2 separate regions of the Homo sapiens genome follow, and region 2 is linked to region 1. Evidence: read pairs that join two places in POLR2A ChIA-PET (ENCODE). Cell type or tissue: B cell. All regions are shown on one strand. Each heading gives the region's core, and the rest is flanking DNA. Links, peaks and the distances in the headings are about the cores only. Region 1 overlaps PPP1R2 (protein phosphatase 1 regulatory inhibitor subunit 2). Region 2 overlaps OPA1 (OPA1 mitochondrial dynamin like GTPase).

Region 1 (5,387 bases), core at 179-5,178:
ATTCCTCTTGTGACTTACTTCCATTTTGCATTTCATATGAACGTCTGGATAACAGCCTATTTGAATTTGTTTTATTGTAGATTTGTTACTGGAGCACTAGTGAAGTCAGTAACCTAACTGCAATTTGTTTAGTAATGGTTTAAGTGATGTGTAAGTTTAAAATTAAGAAAGCCATTTTGTACATTATAATGGTAGTAGTAAATGTTTATTTGTTGCACCTCAGTGGTTGCTAGCTACTAATGGTGCATATATTAGTTTTAACTTCCATGAAAGGAAGATGAGATATGGGCTTGTTTGCTTCCCAAGTAGAAATCTGGGGTTTACTCAGTCTCTTTGCAGAGAAGCATAACTGCATGGATGGTAACCCACTGAAAGATAGGTGTCATTATTACTGTTTATGTCTTCATTTTTTAACTTAATGTAATATTGTTGTTCAGATCATTACATGTAATTTTTGACAATTTCAAGTCTCAGAATTTCCTAAATGAATTGTGAAATTACATTACGCAGCAGTAACCAGTATGAAGACAAAAATAATGCAAGAAGCATTATGAGAAGATGAGGATTCTAAATAGGTATAGATACCTAATTAAGATAATACCTTGGGCCGAGCACTGTGGCTCACGCCTGTAATCCCAGCACCTTGGGAGGCCAAAGTGGGCGGATCACCTGAGGTGAAAGACCAGCCCGGCCAACGTGGTGAAACCCCATCTCTACTAAAAAAAAAAAAAAATACAAAAATTAGCCAGGCATGGTGGCGGGCACCTGTAATCCCAGCTACTCGGGAGGCTGAGGCAGGAGAATTGCTTGAACCCGGGAGACGGAGGTTGCTGTAAGCCAAGATCACACCATTGCACTCCAGCCTGGGCGACAAGAGCAAAACTCTGTCTCAAAAAAAAAAAAAAAAGATAATACCTTGGCTGGGCATGGTGACTCTTGCCTGTACTCCCAGCACTTTGAGATTACAGAGGCAGAGGTGGGAGTATTGCTTCAGGCCAGGAGATCAAAACCAGCCTAAGCAACATAGTAAGACTCTTTCTACAAAAAAAAAAAAAAAAAAAAAAAAAAAAAATAGTTATGCCCTACCTACCTTGTATTGAAAAAAATAAAAGATTTCCAAGATTAAAATATTTTGTCATTGAATTAAGACAGCATAAATCCAAAAGTTACCATTAAAATAGAGGTAACTGCTGTTTCCATTTGTTCTGTAGTGAAAGAAGAGTTAAGAACTACTGTATTTTAAGTCAGTGGGTGAAAACTTTGGAAGATAATTTGAAATAACCTGTTACTAACAAAAACAGTAAAAATAAAAAACTTGAAGATATTAAAGACTGATGAGCATAAAAAGAAATAATGAAATAGGTACAGATGCTGAAACTCAATACTGATGAAATTTGAGTGAAGAAATACACAGTTTTTTGTGGTATATATGTATGTACCATGGAATATATATAAAAAGGAACAAAATAATGGCATTCACAGCAACCTGGATGGAGTTGGAGACCATTACTCTAAGTGAAGTAACCCAGGAATGGAAAACCAGACCTTGTATGTTCTCACTTATAAGCGGGAGCTAAGCAAAGGCATAAGAATGATACAGTGGACTTTGGGGATGGGAGGGGTGAGAGGGGGTTGAGGGATAAAAGACTACACATTGGGTGCCGTGTACACTGCTCGGGTGATGGGTGCACCAAAATCTCAGCAATTACCACTGAAGAACTTACCTGTGTAACCAAACACCACTTGTTTCCCAAAAACCTATTGAAGTAAAAATAAATTGAGGGGAAGAAAAACAATAAAATTACAATTAGTTAAAAAAAAATACGCATGCTAAAAAGAGGTTTATATTCTTATTTTTCTCCTAAATTGCAGGTATATACTTTAAAAATCTTAAAAAAAAAAAAAGATACAAGATCTGGCTATGTTGCCCAGTGCAGTGGCTATTAACAGGCACAGTTATAGCACACTACAGCCTGGAACTCCCGACTCAAGTGATCCTCCCTCCTCCGCCTCCCAGGTAGCTGACTATGGGCACACATCACCGTGCCCAACTTCTAAAATGTATATTAAAACCTTTATTGTACCAGAATCCAAAATCAGAGTGTACTTTCTTTTTACTAAATGTAGTGGCCATCCGTCACTCACTTGTGTTAGTTGGGGATAAGTATCCTAGGAGAATTAAGATCAGACATGATTTAAAAAAATAGTTGAGGCCAGGTGCAGTGGCTCAACGCCTGTAATCTCAGCACTTTGGGAGCCTGAAGCAGGAGGATCGCTTAGCCTCCCAAAGAATGCTGTTTTTTATTTTTTATTTTTTATTTTTTTGAGACAGAGTCTCACTCTGTCACCCGGGCTGGAGAGCAGTGGCACGATCTCAGCTCACTGCAAGCTCCATGTCTCAGGTTCAAGAGATTCTCGTGCCTCAGCCTCCCAAGTAGCTGGGATTACAGGCACCCACTACCACGCCTGGCTAGTTTTTGTATTTTTAGTATTGACAGGGTTTCACCGTGTTGGCCAAGCTGATCTCAAACTCCTGACCTCAAGTGATCCACCCACCTCAGCCTCCCAAAGTGTGGGATTACAGGCATGAGCCACCACGCCCTTCCCCAAAGAACTCTTGCCCAGGAGTTCAAGACCAACCTGGGCAACAGAGTGAGACTCTTATCTCCACAAAAAAAATTAAAACAAATTAGACTAAGCACAGCAGCTCACGCCTGTAATCCCAGCACTTTGGGAGCCTGAGGCGGGTGGATCACCTAAGGTCAGGAGTTCAAGACCAGCCTAGCCAACATGGTGAAACCCCGTCTCTACTGAAAATACATAAAAATTCCCAGATGTGGTGGTGGGCGCCTATAACCCCAGCTACTCGGGAGGCTGAGGCAGGAGAATCACTTGAACCTGGGAGGCAGAGGTTGCAGTGAGCTGAGATCGCGCCATTGCACTCCAGCCTGGGCAACCAGAGCGAAACTCTGTCTCAAATAAAAAAAGTAAAATTATCCAGAGGTGGTGGTGTGTACTTGTAGTCCCAGCTAGCTAGGAGGCTGAGGCAGGAGGACTGTCTGAGCCCTGGAGGTTGTAGCTGCAATTAGCCATGATCACGTCATTGCACTCCAGCCTGGATGACAGAGGGAGACCTTATCTCTAAAGAAAAAGAAAAAAAATTTCAGAATAGCTATGGCCATTATTTTTTGACTGTTTATAAATATAATTTGAATGGTAGATATTTGCCATTCAAATAACCAGAAAAGTTATTTGGTCCCTAAGTAATTGAGGCTATGTGCATGCAGAGATAACCTGTGTCCTGCTTTTATCAGTTCACTGCTCAGTTTTATCATTTCTTTCCATGACTTTCTTTTTTCTTTTTGAGAGTTTCATTTGGCCAGCCATGGTAGCTCATCCTTGTAATCCCAGCACTTTAGGAGGCTGAGGTGGGAGGATTGCTTGAGCTCAGGAATTGGAGATGAGCCTGGGCAACATAGAGAGACCCCGTCTCTACAAAAAATAAAAAGAATTAAGCCAGGAATGGTAGCACATGCCTGTAGTCCCAGCTACACAAGAGGCTTAGGTGGGAGTATCACTTGAGCCCGGGAAATTGAGGCTGTAGTGAGCCGTGATGGTGCCACTGTACTCCTGGGTGACAGAATGAGACCCTGTCTCAAAAAAAAAAAAAATTTTATTTAAGTGAAGATGCTTTTTATAGAAACATCATGTCTTATTATCTAAGAATCTCACAGTTAGTATACAAGAAGTTATTGCTTCTGTATACATGTACATATATAAACATAATTCAGTAAATTTTACAACTAGAATTTTCTATAGAACGATTCTATAAATTAACAAAATGTTTATTTTACCTTACTTTGCTTGATTAAACTCAATAACATAGATCAATTTCAACTTCCCTTAGAAAAAAGAACGTCATCTAAACTATAGACTTACTTGTCACCTTAATTAACCAGGAAATGTATAAACTGGCAGTATTTTATAAATAGCTGAGTTCTGCTTTATATACTTTGCAGTGGCTTAAGAATTAAGGTTGCCCATTTTTGCATTGAAGTGGGGAGCAAATTTTTCATTAGAGGGTAGAGTGAGAAAGCTAAATCACTTGTAAACTTCCGAAATTAGATCTTTGGGATCGAATTTTGTTACTTTACTCAGTCTTGTGTCTGCGTAGATCTTTTGTCTCTATCTTAAGATTGATGTAGAAATACATGTTCTAAAACCAGACAGTGATTTACTTTGCATTACTTGTTCCTTCCCACTGGATGGAATAATTGGAACTTTGTAGTATTTTTTTTTCCAGATCATTTACGTTTTCAGTACAGTTATTCCTCATTATCCATGGAGGTTTCAGGACCTCCCTCAGATACCGAAATCCTCAGACACTCAAGTCTCTGATATAAAATGGCATTGTAGATGTATATAATTATGCACATCCTCCTGTATGTGTTAAATCATCTCTGTGTTAGTTATATTACCTAATAAAATGTAAATACTGTGCAAATAGTTGTTACACACTGTATCATTTAGGGAATAATGATAAGAAAAAAGTCTACATGTTTAGTACAGAGGAAATTTTACTTTTCTCTGGCTATTTTCAATCCACGGTTGAATTCATGGATGTGGATCCTGTGGATATGGCAGGCAGACTGTATTTATGTGTTTTTTTTAATCATTTGGAGTCTTTTCTTGATTGGGTGCTGTACTTTTAAGTATTTGTATTGAATAGGAACTATATAAAGTTAAACCTCAAAGATATCAACAGAGCTATAAATATATTGATATGTTAAGTAGGTTGATGGAATTGTTTTTCTCCCTTGTTTTTGTGGCTGAAAATGTATGTTTCAGGTATTAATTACAATGTGCTTGTCATACTAGTATGATGGGGGATGATGAAGATGCCTGTAGTGACACCGAGGCCACTGAAGCCATGGCGCCAGACATCTTAGCCAGGAAGTAAGTACTAATGACCGGAGCACATTTTCACTTAGGCTGTTTATAATCGTGCAGAGTTGAAAGCAGCCTGCGTGGCTGTCCCTGTATGAGCGGGAAGAAAAGGCTGTTGATCAACATGTTTTATGCCGACTTTTTTTTCCTTTTTTCCCCCTTTTTTCACCTTCTGAGTCACCAACTTTTATAGTCTTGTCTCTTGATTAAAATCAAGGTATGTAGGTGGCAGGAAGACCAGCGTACCTGCACTTGGGATACTGAAATGTGTCACTTCCCTGTGGGGGGTTTTATTTGTTTTCTGAGACAGAGTCTCGCTCTGTCATTCAGGGTGGAGTGCAGTGGTGTGATCTCAACTCACTGCAACCTCCACCTCCCAAGTTCAAGCAATTCTCGTGCCTCAGCCTCCCCAGTAGTAGCTGGGATTACAGGCCCATGCC
Region 2 (5,387 bases), core at 214-5,213, 1.8 Mb after region 1:
GAGGGGTGTACCCAGTAAGGTCATCTCCTAATCTGTGTATAGAACATAATAGAGCTCTCCTCCCTTTCTATTCACTCCTGTCCCTAGACCTAAAAGAAATAAAAAAAGTTCCTGACTATGCATCTACCAGCGCATCTGTGCTGCTTAAGGCTGGACCTACTTTTCTTATCAAACAGTATAAAACAAACATACATTGAATTCCTGGTTTCGGAAGTATTTTTTCATATCCTCAACCGAGCATACCAAGTGTTACATCTTGAGGGATCACAACGAAGCATGCATTGATGTAAAACAATAAAATGGGGAGTAGCAATGGGGCTGTTACCAAAAAGCAACTCCAAGAAAATAAGATTTAGCAAACTGTAAAATCAAAAACATCACACAATGGACACTTTTATTAACAAAGTAAAGGCTTAGTGAAAAGGCAGCAAATGAGATAGACATTTTAAGTAAAGAAAGCATTTCTTTGCTTGAATGTCCTTTAGCCAATTAAAAAATATTTATTTAAAACACATGAAAATGTTGTGAAGGTAGTATTGTAATTAAATTGCAATAAATTGAACTAAATTTTTCTTTATTCAGCTGAGAGGGGGATGGTCAACATTACTTTAATTGTTGAAATAATTTCTATTTAAAATAGTCTTATGAAAGAAAGCCTTTTTCTGATACCTAGTTGAAATGTTTGATAATATTCTAAATGAAATTAGTCAATTGATTATCCTTAATCTTCCTCATCCTGTGTCATAATCCGGTGGCTCTGTCAACAGGAGAAAAACCACTATTAACAGAAAGCCTAACGTAAGTATACAACATCTAAAATAAATCAATTTCAAATGGATATAGAGAGTGAGAAAACAGCAACTGAATCAAATAGGTAAGCTGGTACTGACTTGGCTTCCAAGGCAAATTTCTTCGCTGGCTATGAAGGGTTGAAATTTCTTTCACTGAACGTTACAATCCAAATTAACCTGTTTTAAGGGTTCTTCTGTTACCCATTTTTCTTTCATGTGGTGAATATAAACTGAATTATCATGGTCAAATAGTTTCTGGGAATAGAATACTACAGACACATACAATGATTTAGCAGGCTACTGTGATTTTATATACAATTGATAACTTTAAACAATTGCTATATAAGTTTTATTTCAAAACACCTAGCATTGTATTTCTGGAAAAGAAACTGAACATTGAGCAACCTCAGTTAATCCATTAAACGAGTGCCACCACAAATAAGACAACAAACAGAGAACAAGTTTCTTATCTTCAAGGACTGAACCTAATGGCCATACCAATTATATTATTCCGATTTGTCACTTTAGTACAACAAAATAGGATGTTAATCCATTACCACTGTTCTTCCATTCGAGAGGCAGCTGATGGTTAAAGCGCCCGTAACATACATCGATTATTTTTATCCCATGACTTTATTGTATGTTTAGAAAGGTGGAACAGCAGAAGAAAAAGAGGCTGGACAAAAGACGTTGATGTTTTTGTTCTTCAGATGTATGCAGAGCTGATTATGAGTACGATTCTGTAAAAATAAACCCATTTAACAAACTGAGGTCAGGGGAGATAAATGCAAAATTTCTAAACAAAGTTGATGACTGCATGATCACAACAATGTTGAAGCCTAACCGCTTACCTTTGCTAGTTTTACTAAACTTATATAGTCTATCACCGACCTAACAATATTGGCATAATTTTTTTATCAAACATAAGTTAAAAGCATATACTAAAATTAATTGAAGAAGAATCTGTGTATGACTGTATAGCATATAAACACCTTCAGCAAATATTAGAATAACAATTAATTAGGAATCCTATGTGTTAAAACTATACTTGAGAAAGTATTCCTTAGGGTCCTTGGTAACTTTGATAAAATGGTCAGAATGAAGCAAGGTTACCATTCTGCCAGATTTATTCTTTTAAATGCATCTGCAGGGTACAAAACAGATCATCTGTCCAGATCACAAGATACTTTGTAAAAGTTCACAGAGTCTTAAGTCACAAGGGTTGAAAAGGGTCTTAGAGACTAGACAGGTAGCAGCAACAGCAACTCTGGATGTCACACTGATCAGCTGAGGGGAGAGACACCATTATGTAAAACACTGGCTGGCTTTCAGCTTCCTCATTTTGTTAAAAAAACAGAAATACAGCTTGTCTTTTTAACGGGGCTTCCGGGGCTTTCATCAATTTTTCCCCGCAAAGCACACACAGGTCAGTAAATAGAACTATGATGTAAGCTCTGGTGCTAAAGGGGAGATCAAGGAGGCGCTACAGATGTTTATTTCTAATAGTAAGTATTCACGGTAACCACCATGATTAGGGTGATATTGTAACACTTAATGGTTTTAAAATAAAATATTCATACACAAAAGACATAGAAAACATTTATGAACACGGACACTTATAAAACACAAAAATTATGTTTAGCTTGTGTTAAAGATGATTATGTATTTTTGTATATTTCCATATATCTGTCTTCACTTTTTTTTTGAGACAAGAGTCTCGCTCTGTCGCCCAGGCTGGAGTGCAGTGGCACGATTTCTGCTTACTGCAACCACTACCTTCCAGGTTCAAGTGATTCTCCTGACTCAGGCTCCCGAGTAGCTGGGATTACAGGCATGTGCCAGCACACCTGGGCAATTTTTGTATTTTTATTAGAGACGGGGTTTCACCATGTTGGTCAGGCTGGTCTCCAACTCCTGACCTCAAGTGATCCGCCCGCCTTGGTCTCCCTAAGTGCTGGGATTACAGGAGTGAGCCACCGCACTGGCCTGTCTTAACTTACTAAAGAAACAAATGAAATAAAGTTACAAAGCTTTATTTTCAAGTTTTCTAGGTCTTGTTTCTCTCCTCCTTTGCTGGCACACTGTTCCGAATGATGTACCATGGAAGTTGTACTTCCCTTTCCACCCTGCTTTCTCAAATACATTTTCCTGACAGGAAAGTAGGTAGTTTGGTTTAAGAGCCTTTTCTGAACTGACCTGAACCGAGCGTAGCCAGGGAGGGAACCTTTTACATTTCTACTCCTTCTAGTTCTGAGCCTGCTGCAGGCTGTCTGTAGGGTAAGGGTCACAGACAAAAGTGACAAAATATTTGAAGTGATAATGACTTAACTACAGTATTTTTCTTTCCTCAACTTCTTTTATAAAAGCAAATGCCAGCCTGGACAACGGGGTGAAACCCCATCTCTACAAAAAATTAAAGAAATTAGCTGGGCATGGTGGCATGAGCCTGTGGCCCCAGTTCCTTGAGAGGCTGATGTGGGAGGACTGCTTGAGCCCAGGAGGTTGAGGCTGCAGTGAACAGTGATTGCACTACTGCACTCCAGCCTGGGTGGCAGAGCGAGGTCTCCTCTCAAGCAAGTGACTTACTGATTAAAATTCTTCAGCAACAATTAATTGATTATGCTACTAAGGAAAAGTCCTTAAATATGTATTTTATTAGGAACATGCCTCTAATGCCAGAAAGCAGAATCAGACAAGAAAGTAAATTCAAGGAGTACTAAATTCTAAGGCTATATAAATTAAGTAGGAAAAACACTTATCTAAATGTTTTTAAACAAAAGAGATAAGGATTAAGAACAATTATTAAAATTTTAATTAAGTCAAACAGAAAACTTTCTAAGTTAAATATTTAACATACACATCATTATTGATAGACTATAGGCAAGAAGAATAAAGTAATGTCAACTACAGCTCAATTCTTTACACCTAGAAAATGAGTCACCTGCATATTATACAATATCTTAGCTCTGTGTTCACCTTTGTTCTATTCAAAATGAGTTCTAGAGGATATTCTTAATTCAGCCAGAAGGCAATCAAGTTATTCAAAGCAACGTTATACAAATGAAATTCGGAAGCTAGTTTCAGAGATTCATGCCATTGAAATTACAGCATAAGTGACAAGCAGGATGTAAATGAAGCAGAATGATAAACTATTAAGAAAAGTGTAATTTTGTATTTAGTCAGCACCAATACAGTTAGAGAATTTTTACTCACTTAATTTATTTCTCCTGATGAAGAGCTTCAATGAAAGCATCAAGTTTTTCTTGAATTTCTCTAACTTTCTCTGTGGAGATAAAAATAAAGAAAAACATTTATTTTTCAAAGGTATCACAAATCAGGAGGTAATTATTTACTAAATGGTTGGTATACTTAACTATTTGCGGGAAAAAGAAAAATATGAGTCTCACCATACCACCTTTTACCCAAATAAAGTCCAGATGGATTATAGTAGTAGGTCTCAGACATTTTTTGGAAGTGGGAGGAGAGACTGACTGACCCCTTTGAGGATCTAACAAAAACTCTGGACTCTTAACATGGAAAAAAGCATGTATTAAGTACATGTACAATTATGTAGAGAATTTTAAGGAATTCTCAGATTCTCTGAAGCCCAATTAAGAACCCACAGTTACTAATGTCTGGATCATAGGCAAATATAAAACAATGAAACCATTTTAAAAAACTAAAAGAAAATAGAGGTGGCCTTAGACTGGGAAATGACTTTTTAAATATAAAGTAGTAAGAGTTACAAAGGAAAAGATCAATCAATATGGCCATATTGAAATGTATACTTTTATTTATATGTCATAAAATTAAAAGACAAAGGAAGCTGTGGGAGATGCTTGCAACAAACATGAGAAGTGCAATGGTGCTATAAAAATACATACAAAAAAGTACTTTGCCAGCTATAAATAAGTTTAAAAATACCAGAGCCACTAGAGGTAGATTTACATTATTTATTTTAGGTTTTCATGTTTATAGACTTCCAAATGAAATATATACTCTCTGAAATGTAGATTTCCTCCACAAATGTGAACTGCTCATAGTACATGCCAATCCCCTCTTAAAATTGGAAAAGTCATGATCTATACTACTTCACATGCACCTCCTACTTTATTTTATATTCTGAGATGGGGGTCCTACTCTGTCGCCCAGGTTGGCGTGCAGTGGTGTTGGCAGGGCTTACTGCAGCCTCAACCTCCTGAGCTCAGGTGATCCTCCCGCCTTGGCCTCCCACGTAGCTAAGACCACAGGCACGTGCCACCACGCCTGGCTAAGTTTTTATTTTTAATTTTTTTGTGGAGATAGGATCTCACTTTGTTGCCCAGGCTGGTCCTGAACACCTGGGCTCAAGTGATCCTCCTGCCTTGGCCTCCCAAAGTCCTGGGATTACAGGTGTGAGCCACTGTGCCTGGCCTCCTATTTTAAAACACAGGTTATAGTAAGCATGATAAATATTTTTGTTCTTTTAAGGTAATTTAACATATTAGTGGAAATGATCAATTAAGGTGGGTTGGCTGGTTCAAAGTGAGTGACCTAGAGGCAAAACTGGCAAGCATTCTACTTTCACTATGTAGGAAAACCATGTAAGATGCATTT

What was found. Peaks named below come from ENCODE experiments on the same cell type or tissue, not always from the same donor. Only the 100,000 strongest peaks of a DNase experiment are listed, where the experiment ranks them.
Region 2: POLR2A ChIA-PET joins it to region 1 with 5 read pairs; 1 of 35 experiments calls an interaction of 5 or more read pairs at or near these places.

Annotation. Positions count from the first base shown.
Region 1 is chr3:195,524,388-195,529,774 of GRCh38, reverse strand. PPP1R2 (protein phosphatase 1 regulatory inhibitor subunit 2) reads left to right here. Exons shown (of 6, transcript NM_006241.8): 3 at 4,879-4,956. Among named protein-coding and RNA genes, the nearest start is that of PPP1R2, 16 kb to the left of the region's middle. In B cell, for the core only: no CTCF peak of the experiment used is centred there; no DNase peak of the experiment used is centred there; H3K27ac peaks cover 909 bases.
Region 2 is chr3:193,690,750-193,696,136 of GRCh38, reverse strand. OPA1 (OPA1 mitochondrial dynamin like GTPase) reads right to left here. Exons shown (of 31, transcript NM_130837.3): 30 at 4,005-4,074; 31 at 1-1,531. The coding sequence ends at 4,010. Among named protein-coding and RNA genes, the nearest start is that of OPA1-AS1, 66 kb to the right of the region's middle. In B cell, for the core only: no CTCF peak of the experiment used is centred there; a DNase peak (open chromatin) is centred at 2,136; H3K27ac peaks cover 2,314 bases.